Regions from separate parts of the Homo sapiens genome. Here region 1 is linked to region 2. A link is a contact called in ENCODE Hi-C or POLR2A ChIA-PET data. All regions are on one chromosome and are shown on one strand. The core of a region is the stretch at or near the end of the contact, and the rest is flanking DNA. Distances in the headings are between cores, read along the strand shown.

Evidence for each region. Hi-C counts contacts between places; a loop is a spot of excess contacts on that map. ChIA-PET counts read pairs that join two places held with the same protein, here RNA polymerase II (POLR2A).
Region 1: a loop to region 2 is called in a map with no recorded cell type, with 1.9 times the contacts of the local background. The contact joins the promoter of CRHR1 here to the enhancer-like site in region 2. A Hi-C loop is called at or near these places in 1 of 168 maps with a recorded cell type or tissue (IMR-90) and 2 of 37 single-sample maps with no recorded cell type. POLR2A ChIA-PET finds 5 or more read pairs at or near these places in 4 of 52 experiments (H1, HEK293T, SK-N-SH and 1 more).

Annotation. Positions count from the first base shown.
Region 1 is chr17:45,782,496-45,788,011 of GRCh38, reverse strand. CRHR1 (corticotropin releasing hormone receptor 1) reads right to left here and starts at 3,692. Exons shown (of 13, transcript NM_004382.5): 1 at 3,435-3,692. The coding sequence starts at 3,467. All of the region lies in intron 3 of LINC02210-CRHR1 (LINC02210-CRHR1 readthrough), which reads right to left. RefSeq lists an enhancer at 2,465-2,965.
Region 2 is chr17:45,737,259-45,742,768 of GRCh38, reverse strand. All of the region lies in intron 3 of LINC02210-CRHR1 (LINC02210-CRHR1 readthrough), which reads right to left. Among named protein-coding and RNA genes, the nearest start is that of CRHR1, 44 kb to the left of the region's middle. Within about 2 kb of position 2,853, at least 3 of the 41 ENCODE cell types and tissues checked have a DNase peak (open chromatin) inside an H3K27ac peak, as active enhancers do.

The DNA of each region.
Region 1 (5,516 bases), core at 2,443-4,942, 44 kb before region 2:
GAGTGTTCAACTTTTCCATAATCTACACACTCCTCTCTATGGCTGGTCATTTCAAATCCAAGGGGCTTGGCCTGGCTTTTGGCCCCTCCCTGTCTTTGCCCCCAGTCTGTGGCCAGGCCAGCAGTCCCGCACGCCACAGCAGCCCACTGGCCCACCCTGGGCTCACTGTTTCGCGTTCCTCATGCCTCTTGCCAACGCTCCCCTCGAAAACCTGGCTCTATATCGTTTAATCAAAGAAACAACTTGGAAATGGCCCAGATATGCACCGATATAGGGATGGCAAAGTCCATTCACTCACAGGCAACATGCAGACATTGACAGTCTCCTGCAGAGCCTCGGGAGTAACGTGAAACAGACTTGGGCTGTGACACTGAGGAGAGGGCTGCCCAATGGCCACAGCTGTGCCCAGACAGGTGCTTGAGAAGGGGACCTGTGGGGGTTATTTTTTAAATGAATTATACAGTAGCCAGATTAAAAGAGTGAGGTTGCAATCATTTTCCATTCTGGTTTTCAAACTTTGCCTATTGCTGCTAAATTGGCTTATATAAGAATAACAATAGCCAGCTCCCTCCTGGGAGCTCACTCTCCTGTTAGAATCCATCCAGAGGCCTTGCCTTCTGCACCCCTCACAGACACTGGGACCCATGTTTACAGCCACACTCCATCTCCCTACGAGGAGATGCAGTGGGTGTGTGGCTGACTCCGAGGTGCTCAGGCCCCTGCCCCTCCCTGGGGATAGAGACAATGTCTTGTCTGTCTTCTCCTGACTCATGGCCACTTGTACACACATCGTCTCTCCCCACTCACACACACACTTTCACACACCCTGTCTCTCCCCATTCACACACATTTTCCCCCAGGACTCTGTAACTGTTATAGTGTGAGGCCCACAATATAGGCCCCAGAGTGGACCCTTTCCCAACACTGGCTGACTTGTTGGGGATGGAGCTGGATTTGGGATTAACCCTAAATCCCCTAGATTTGTACTCTCATGCTGACAAAACTACCTGAGCTCTCATCTGGCTGAGCTCTAGAGTGAGATTTAGGTGGCTTCGAATATTTTCTGGTAATGGCCGGGCATGGTGGCTCATGCCTGTAATCCTAGCACTTTGGGAGGCCGAGGCTGGCTGATCGCTTGAGCCCAGGAGTTTGAGACCAGCCAGGGCAATATGGGGAAACCCCATCTCTACAAAAAATACAAAGATTAGCTGGGTGTGGTGGTGCATGCCTGTGGTCCCAGCTATTCTGGAGGCTGGGGTGGGAGGATCACCAGAGCCTAGGGAGGTTGAGGCTTCAGTGAGCCATGATCACACCATTACACTCCAACCTGGGCGACAGAGTGGGACCCTGTCTTGAAAAAAAAAAAAAAAAAAAAGGATATTTTCTGGTAAAAGCAAACAAAACAAAGCCTTTTATCAGAGTGTCTGGGTTTGAATTCTGACTTCACTACTCACTGGCTGTGTGACCTTGAACCAGTTACTTAGCCTCTCTGTGTCTCAGGAATAATTCCTACTTCCTAGGGCTGTTAGGAGGACTAAATGACTTAATATTTGCAAAGCAGGTAGAATAATGCCCAGTGAATTGTACATGCTACATAAATAAAAGAAGAAAAGCAACTATTTAATTGTAACCAACGTTTGAAACCAGCATTCGCTGGCCATTCACTCACTGCCCCACATTCATCTGGAATTTATTGAATGCCTACTGAGTTTATTAGGCCAGGCATAAAGGGCAAACACCCCACCATCTAGTAGGAACAAAGGAAATAAAAAGACTTTTTTAAGGAAAACATGATCATTCTAAACAGAGATTTGCACACAATTCTATGAAAGGCCAGAAAAAGAACATTGATCTATTTCCGCGTAAACCTGAAAAAAAAAAAAAGAAAAGAAAACACCCGCAGTTCAGTTCTTTGAATCCATTTAAAAGACTGAATTTGGTCTAACTGGTTTGTGCATTTAGACCAGGCTTCGGTACACGCGAGCCTTTTGGAAACTATTCCCATTCAGTGCCAACTACTCGACCTCTCTGGATGTTTTTCTTCTACCTTCCTCACCTGTCTGTCTCCTCGAACGCCCAGAAAATAATCTGAGTTCATCCCTAGCCCTCAGGTAACGGATGGGGGAGGGGATGTGGGTTCAGTAAGACCAACCCTTGATCATTTTAAGAATCAATTTATAAATATTTGGGGAGGGGCAGGATTAGAGAAAAATCTCAGTAACTTGTAACGTCTCAACTAAGGAAGCAGCAGCTGCTGCATTTAAAAATCTTGGTGGTTTAACTCAAACCACTTGGTAAGCCGGTATACGTACAGTTGGTTTAATAACTGATGGAAAAATGAAATTCCGCCAATCCGCACCCCTCCCCCAAATCCACCGAAGTCTCTTGAATGTAATCGCTCTGAATGCCCTGAGCCGGGTCAAGCTGGTGTCTATGTTTGTGGCTGGAGCGGACCCTGCGGAGTCCCGAGCCCCGGGTGAGGCGATGCCCAGACTGGCGCGAAGCGGGGTGTCCCGGCAGCAGCGCAGAGGCCCACCCGCCTCTCCGGCCGGCTGCAGCGGGCGCGCCTATACCCTGCAAAACCAAAACGCTCTGGAAAGCGCTTGGGGCTGCAAGTGACGCCTGACACGAGCGGCGGGCCGGACTGCCGGCCTCCCGGCCCTTCCCTGGCTCACACAACCCGCGGGCCGCCCCCACCGCCCACGAACTTCAGCGGGCAGACGCTGGACGTGCGGTCTGGCTACTTTCCTAAACTCCAGCGCCCGATCCGCGTCGCAGGGTCGGCCGCGCAGCGCGGGGATCGCGGGTGCCCAGGCTCGGAGAACGAGCGTCGCGCTCCCAGCCGCGGTCGGGGAACAGGAACTGCCGCCAGAGGCACCGTCTCCTCCCCCGAGACTGCGATATTGATCAAGGGCTCGCAGGCGCGGGCGGCATTCATCTCTCCGGACTCGCAGCTCGCCGCGGAGGGGAAGGGGCAGGACGCGCTCCCAAGACTAGGGCGGGGGCGTGCGGAGTCGGGGAGCTGTTTGGGGGCGCTGGGGCGAGGTGGGAACCCCGCTTCAGAGTCTCCAGTCCCGGGGCCGAGGTCTGCAGGAAGGGCGTGGGAGGTGGAACCTCCCCTCCCCTAGGCGTCTGCCCGAGAGCCTAGAGCGATTCTTGGCGCGGAGCCGGCTACCCGGGTGGGCGGACCCCCTCCTCCGCCAACATCCCGGCGGCTTCGCCACGATTTCTTTTCTCACCTGAGTCTCCCCCTGCCTACCCAACCCTGGCTCCAAAGGTCCAGAGAGTTAGGCTGCCCCGGAGCCCAGCCTTCCCCGACCTAAGCACGGCTCTCCCAGCGCCCCCGCCCCCATCACACCCACAGCCCAGCCCCGTCCCGCGTCCGCCAGGGGCCGGGGGCGCCAGCGCTCGAGGGATGGCCGGCGGGCTGTTACCTTGACGAGACGGAGCTGCGGGTGCCCTCCCATCCTCGGGCTCGCTCGGCTACCGTCCTGAATGCCCGGGTCCTACGGACATCCCAGAGGGACCGGCGGGCGGCTGCGGGCTCGGGCGGCACGGGGTGGGCGGCCGGGCTCCTCGGTCGCTGCCTGGTGAGGAGATGCCCGGCTCGGCGCTTCCCGGCCCCGCGGCCCGGCCCGGCCCGGCCCGGCTCTCGCTCGCCCCTTCCCGGGGAAGTCTGGCCGCCGTTTCCCGACGCAGCCCGGCCCGCGGCCGCCTCTTGCCGGCCTCGCCCCCGCCACCTCCCCCACGGTCCGCGCCGCTCCTCGCCTCGGCTCCCCGCCCCCTCGCCCAGCTCGTCCCCTCCCCTTCCTCCCCCTCCCTCTCCCCTCCGCTCCCCTTCGGTCCCTCCTCCGCGCCTCGCCCCTCGGCTCCCTCCCAGCTCCTCCTCGCCTCCTCCGTTCCCTCCCCTTCCCCCGGCCCGCTCTCTGTGTCCCGCCGCCAGGATCCCCTTTCCCTGCGCCCGGGGTTTGCGGCAGTCCTCGGGGCGCGCTGGCAGCAGTGGCGGCCGCCGCAGCCCGGGGAGAAGCCGGGAATGGGGGAAGGGGGCCGCGGTAAAGGATCAGCCTCCCGCCCGGCCGAGGTCGGGGCCTGGGAAGTCCCAGGGATCTGGGGTGACTTGGGCCAGGGTGCTCAGGTGAATTTATGAGGGCGAGGCTATTGGGGGCTAGGGAACAGGGCGGTCCCTACTGAGCGGAGCCGCCGCGGAACCCAGTGAGGCTGCGACCTGCGTTTGGGCAGTTCCCGCCCTGCGGCTGGCTAGGAGGAGCTCCTCGCCGCCCCCATTCCAGCCGCGCCGGGCGCTGGGCCCGACCCCCAGCACCTTTGGCACTGATGTGCCTGGTGCGCGCTGAGACGCGAACGCTCTGCAAGATGAGCCCTTATTCATTCGTTCCTTCTTTCCTTCATTTGTTCATCTTACAAACTGAGTGCCTGGCCACTTTGGTTCAGGCAAGAGGCTGGATCTGGGAACCCTTTGGACCTGGGAGCCCCAGGATGAAAGGGAGACGGCGGTGCCCTGCAGGACAAGCGGGCACTGAACGCTGCCCAGGGGAAAGCCGGGCGCGCATTGCGTTGCAGCGCGGCGAACGCTGCTAGGAGCCCGCGGGCAGGGCGTGGGGAGGACACAGCGCCCCCTCCCGGCCGGCCGAGCCCTCTGGGCAGCGGTGGGCCTCCCCGCCAGACCCCGGGGCCGTCTTCTGAATTGGCTTCGGAGCTCCCCATCCCAGGAAGCAACTCCCAGCCCTTCCAGATGAACAGAACTTTTGACTTCCTCTTCACTCTTCCTCTCTCCTACCAGAGCTGAAAAGGGAGAAACTGGGAGGTAGAGAAATCTTCACTCCACCCGCAGAGCCTAGGCCGCCTGGCCAATGCAGCCCCTATTGGGTACACCAGAGCACCTGGGGCGGCGGGCAGTCGGCTTTGAAATCAAACTGAACCCACCTGCCCTGCACCCTGTGCCCTGCCGTGCCCACCCTACTCCTCCCTCCTGCCCTCTTCTCAGCACACTGGGCAAGAGCCAGCGTGTTCATGGGTCCACTGGCCTTCATTTGGAGCTGGAGTTATTTTAGAAGATCGTAAGATCCAACACACACAGTTTACTGGTGAGAAAATGGAGGCACACAGAGGGTAAGCCTAGTCCTCCTTCACCTCATTCCCAGCTCACAGTGCCTGGAGGGCTGGGCCCTAAAGGGGCCTGGGACACTGAAGTGGGGAGGGGCATTGCCCAGGAAGCCAGCTGCTCACATGGCTTATCCACACACCTGGCACTTTCCAGGTGAAGCACACAGTCCCGAGTCTTGCAAAACCCCCATTAGGTTAGTGCTCCGGAGCTGGCTGTGCCGAGTTGGGCCCTGACTTGCCCCAGCCAACCCCAGAAGGGATGGACATGCTAAGCAGATGGACAACTAACTGTTACCAACAACAGTTAAGTGCGGGGCAGTCTGATGTGCAGGTTCTGGAGTCAGATGGCCTGAGTTTGAATCTTGGCTTTTCCACTTACAAGCTGTATAAACTTG
Region 2 (5,510 bases), core at 1,604-4,103:
CCTATGAAGAGGGCACCTTATCTTAATAAGGAAACTGAGGCACAGAGAAGCTAAGCAACAAACTCATGGTCATTCAGCTCCTCAGGGACAGAGGGAGGATTTGTACCCTGGCCTTCTGAGTTATCTGCTGGCTCTGCAGCCTCTCCAGTCCTTAGTTCCCACCCTAGAGGGGACAAATCAGAGCTTTTCAACCTGTCTGGAACTGTTAGTCATCATGACCTCCATGGTTCAGCTTGACTGCACTAAAAGATCCTGATGGCTTCCAAAATGACAGCTATTTCCCTTTGCAGAGCTTTGCGCACTTTCTCCCACACCTTAACAGGACTCCCTTAGAGGATAGTTTCAGGCAGGACCAGCTTCATGGGAATGCCACCTGTGCAGTCAGGCAGAGCCACATGCTTAGAAGGAGTCTGCCTTTGGCCTAATGCATTCTTAATATTTCTTGAAGAAGTGCCCTGCATTTTTATGTGCACTGGGCTCTGCAAATTATGTAGCCCATCCTGATTTCAAAGTTAGCAACCTTCACCTGAAGGGGGGTGGCGGTGGTGGTGCTACTGCACTAGAAGGATGGACACCCAAGGTCTTGTTGGCAGCAGGGCACCTTGGGATGATGGGGATGCCACCTGCTTCTTCCCATTCCACTTTCCCCAGACAGAGGTGCGAGGTGAGCTTGGAGCAGGGCAGCGTTCTCATATTCACATTCTCTCTCTCTCTCTCTCTCCCTCCTTCTCCCATCTCCCCGTCTCCCCGCCTCTCCTTCCTGCAGGCTGTAAATGAACCAGACAAGGCCAGGTGGAGGTGATGCTCCTTCCGGGCCCAGAGTTGAAGACCTACCCTTAGGTTTCCTTGACAGCCTTAGTTTCTTTCTGACTCTGCTGGGCTTGCAACCAAAGGCAGCCCATCTGGCTGTGCCAGGGGTAAGAAAAGACATGATTTAGCGCCATAACAATTTTAACATCAGGCAAAACAGATGCCATGTGAGAGAGACTCAAGGTAGAACAGTACATGGCAGATAAAAGAAATGACCTAATTAGATCTCAAACATACAACCTTGAGTTTAAAAAAGGCATTTTGCTGTGTGATATGTAACTGCGCCACCCTCTGTGTAAAACAAGCCACACATACACACACACGTGCTGACACACAATATATATTTCCCATGAGCCCACGCATATATGTGAAAAAAAATTTTTAAGTGTGAAAGGATCACACCAAATTCATATAGTACTTGTTGCCTCTGAAACTGAGGTGGGTTGTCAGAGGGAAGATTATCTGTGACCATCTAACAATTTATAAAAGATAATCACTCGAGTGGTTTTCTTTTAAGCACAGATGCTCCAACTGTGGGACAAGGGAGGGTTGTCCATCCATCCCTTCCTCCCTGGGGTTCTGGTAGTGCCTAGCCCCAATGGATTGCACAGCATGCTGCAGTTGATGGAGCACCCTCGCCTCCCTTGTCTTAGGTGATGCCCAGAGCAATGCCTTGTGGGGGTAGGGCAGGTATAATTATTATTCCCATTTTACAGAGGAGGCAACAGAGTCAGAAAGGTTGAGTGACTTGCTCACACACGCAAAGCCAGTAAGCAGCAGATGGGGACTCTTTTGTCCTCCAAGCTGAGTCAGACACAGAGGGGGTGGAATGGCCGGGGCCCAAGTGCTATTTATTCCCCATGGCTATTTAGGGTTTGCAGGATATGTTTTCCCTCTAGGCAGATATAGTTTCTCCTAGACCCACTTTGAGCCTCCAAACAGACAAGGGATGTGCTAACCCTTCTCCTGAACCACAAAGGTGATGCCCTCTCTACCTGCCTTATGGTGCTGGGAGACACACTCAAACAGAAGCAGCCAAAGTAGAGACTTCTTTTCCTCTGATACCAGTCCAGCTCGCTGCCTGCCCAGACTAAAGCTTCAGGTTCCCTTGCAAGAAGAATCCCAGCCTGCCGCATCCTCTTTTCCTGATTGGTTCTCCCTCTCTGGCTCCTCTTCCTCCTTTCAGGCCACTGAGTGGCTCCTCCTCTCACCTTCCTGGCCACTGATTGGCTCCCTTTCTCAGGTTCCTCCCCCCATCTTTCTGACCCCTGATTGGCTCCCCTTCTCTGGCTCCTCCCTCCTTCCTGGACCTGCCTTTCTGTCTTCCACCAGAGGTTGCCCTAGGCTGCTGGACTTGGTGAACTTTTAGGTAAGTGGGTCTGGAGATATCAGTGACACACTGGCCATATAAAAACCGGCTGGAGCCCGTTACACAGCCAGAAGCCAGGACCCCAGGCCCACAGATGCTGATTCAATAGGTTTGTGGTGGAGCCCAGGGATCTGTAGTTTATAAAAACAAGTCCCAGGTAATGCTGACATTCAATGCAATTGAGAAATCACCCATCTAGTCCAAACCTTTAAGTCAAAAACAGGCAAACCCAGGCCTAAAAAGGCTAAATTACTTGTCCAAGGCCACACAGCTAATCAACTGAAACTGAATATTGGGCAGCTCCTGGTCCCCACATGACACCTCTCCCCACCCCGCAGATACACACACACACCTCACGCACCTCCTCCAGATTTGACTGGCTCGGCTTCTGTCCTGAGGCCTGACTAAGATCTGGTCCCTTTACTTCTAGGCCACAGGACCCAAAGTCCAGGCCAGAGCAGTCCCTGTGGAACAGGAGCGGGACAGCAATTTCTTGGTGAAAGGTGTTACACCGCAGGGGCTAAGGCCTGGCATTATTCTGCTGCCTGGGTGGAGCCCAGGTCACACACCAAGCAGTGAGGAAACCTGAGCTGCCCCTCCCTGTTCCCAACTGTCCCAGGAGGCCCCAGGGGCCTGGTCCCACAGCCACTCTCCCCAAGATTCAGGTGTCACATAACTGGGCCCCAAGCCAGGCCTCTGGTTCTCAGGCAACTCTCCCCCTCCCTGGGGCCTGCAGGAATCTCAAGAGATTGCAGTTTCCTCTGTTAGAAATGGCTGGAAACCTTAGGAGGGCAGAGGGAGGGTGCTGAGGCAGCAGGACCCCCTCCTGGGCCCCAAGTGATCCTTTCCCACTACCAACAAGCCCTGAGCAGACGAAGTGTTCCAGGTCCTGCCACTGTGGACTGCTGCCACTTGGACCCTTCACTGCCAACCCTGTGCCCCCACTACTCCTTCTGCCTTGGCCCTTGTCCTGATTCTGCTCAACACACTTGTCACACCTTCCCAAAAACTGCAGTTCTGAAGTTCGTAGTGTGCAGGGGAATTATGAGAGCCAGCCCTTCTGCTTCTGGAAAATTGCTATTGTGACTATACCCACTCTTCTCTGGCACTCAGGAAGGGGAGACAGCAGAGATAGAAAGAAGGGCTCTGAAAGTCTGAGGTACAATATCAAGTACCAGCTGAACAAAGCTGGAACTCGCACACATTGCTTGGTAATGCAAAATGACGCACAGTTTTGAAAACAATTTGGCAGTTTCTTATAAAGTTGAACATGTACTCACCATACAAATTAGCAATGCCAGTCATAGGTATTTGAGTAGCATTTCGTTTCCCAAGGGAAACGAAAACCATTTACATACAAAGACCTGTTTGTGAATGTTTATACAGACTTCATTTATAATCACCAAAAACAGGGAACTCCCCAAATGTCCTTCAGCTGGTAAATGGATAAATAAACTGGTACATCCATACAATGTATAAATGGCTGCTCAGTTTGTTTATCCATTTACCAGTTGTCCACCACATTAACATGATTATATCAATTGATGCTGAAAAGTCAACACCCATTAAACAACAATTCAATACTCATCCATTATAAAATTCAAAGAAAAATTGGAATAGAACTTTCTCAACTTGATGAAAAGCATCAACGAGAACCCTACAGCTAACATTATACTTAATGGTGAAAGACTGAATGCTTTTGCCTTAGATGAAAACAAAGCAAAAATGTCTGCTGTCACCACTTTTATATGACATAGTGCTGTGAAAGTTTTAGCCAGTGCAATAAGGCAAGAAATTAAAAGGCATACAGATTAAAAAGGAAGAAATAAAAACTGTTCCTATTTGAAAAGAACATGATTGCTTTTGTAGAAGTTCCCAAGGGATATACAAAATATTAGTACTAGTAAGTGAATTCAGCAAGGTCACAGAATACGAGATAAACATACAAAAATCTGTTGTATTCCTATGTACTAGAAATGAACACCTGGATATCAAAATTAAAAATACAATACCATGTGCAACTACAAAAAGAAAAAGAAGAGATACTTAAGTGTAAATCTACAGGATTTGTATGCTGAAAACTACAAAAAGAAGATTAAACAAGTCAAAGAACAGCTAAATAAATGGAGAGATGTATTATGTTCATGGATTGAAAGATTCAACATAGTAAAGATGTTGACTTACTCCGCAAAAGGATATATGAGTTTAATGCAATTCCTTTTAAAATCTTGCAAAAGTTTTTGTAGCTATACACAATATTACTCTAAAATTTATGTGGAAAGACAAAGGAACTAGAATAGCTATCTTAGTCTGTTTTGTGTTGCTATAAAGAAATACTAGAGGCTGGGTAATTTTTAAAGAAAAATGGTTTATTTGGCTCATGATTCTCATGGCTACAAGTTCAAGATTAGGCATCTGCATCCGACGAGGGCCTCAGGCTACTTCTGCTCATAGCAGAAGGCAAAAGGGAGCCAGAGTGTGCAGAGATGGCATTGTGAGAGAGAGGAGGAAAAGGAGGGTGTGCTAGGCTCTTTTAACAACCAGCTCTCACAGGAATTAATTGAATGAGAACTCACTCACTCCAGAGAAGGCCATTAATCTATTCATGAGAGATCCACCTCTATGACCAAAACACCCATTAGGCCCCACCTCCAACATTGAGAATTAAATTTCAACATGAGATTTAGATGAGACAAACATCCAAACCATAGGAATAGCAATTTTGGAAAAAAAAAAGAATAAATTGGGAGGAATCAGTCCATCTCATATCAAGCTACAGTAATCACTGTATAGCTACAGTAAGACTGAATGTTATTGGCATACAAGATACAAGATAACTTACAAGACTGTATGTTATTGGCAGAGAGATATACATCAATGGAACAGAATGGAGAAACCAGAAATAGACCCACACAAATATGCCCAACTAATTTTTGACAAACGTACAAAACTAATTCAATGGAGGAAAATAGCCTTTTCAACAAATGGTGCTAAAAAAAAAAAAAGCCTCTAAGTCTTACGTACGCCTTATACTAAAATTAACTCAAAATGGATCATTAACTTAAATGTAGAACATAAAACTATAAAACTTCTGAAAAAACAGGAGGAAGTCTTCAGGATGTAGGTCTATGCAAAGAGTTCTTAGGTTCAACACCCAAAGCATCACCCATAAAAGGAAAAATTAATAAATTGGACTTCATCACAAAAGCTTCTGTTTTGTGAAAGGCCCATTAAAAAGCATTAAAAAGATGAAAAAAAGCTACATACTGGGAAAAATATTTGCAAACCATATATCCAACAAAGAACTAGTATGTAGAATATATAAAGAACA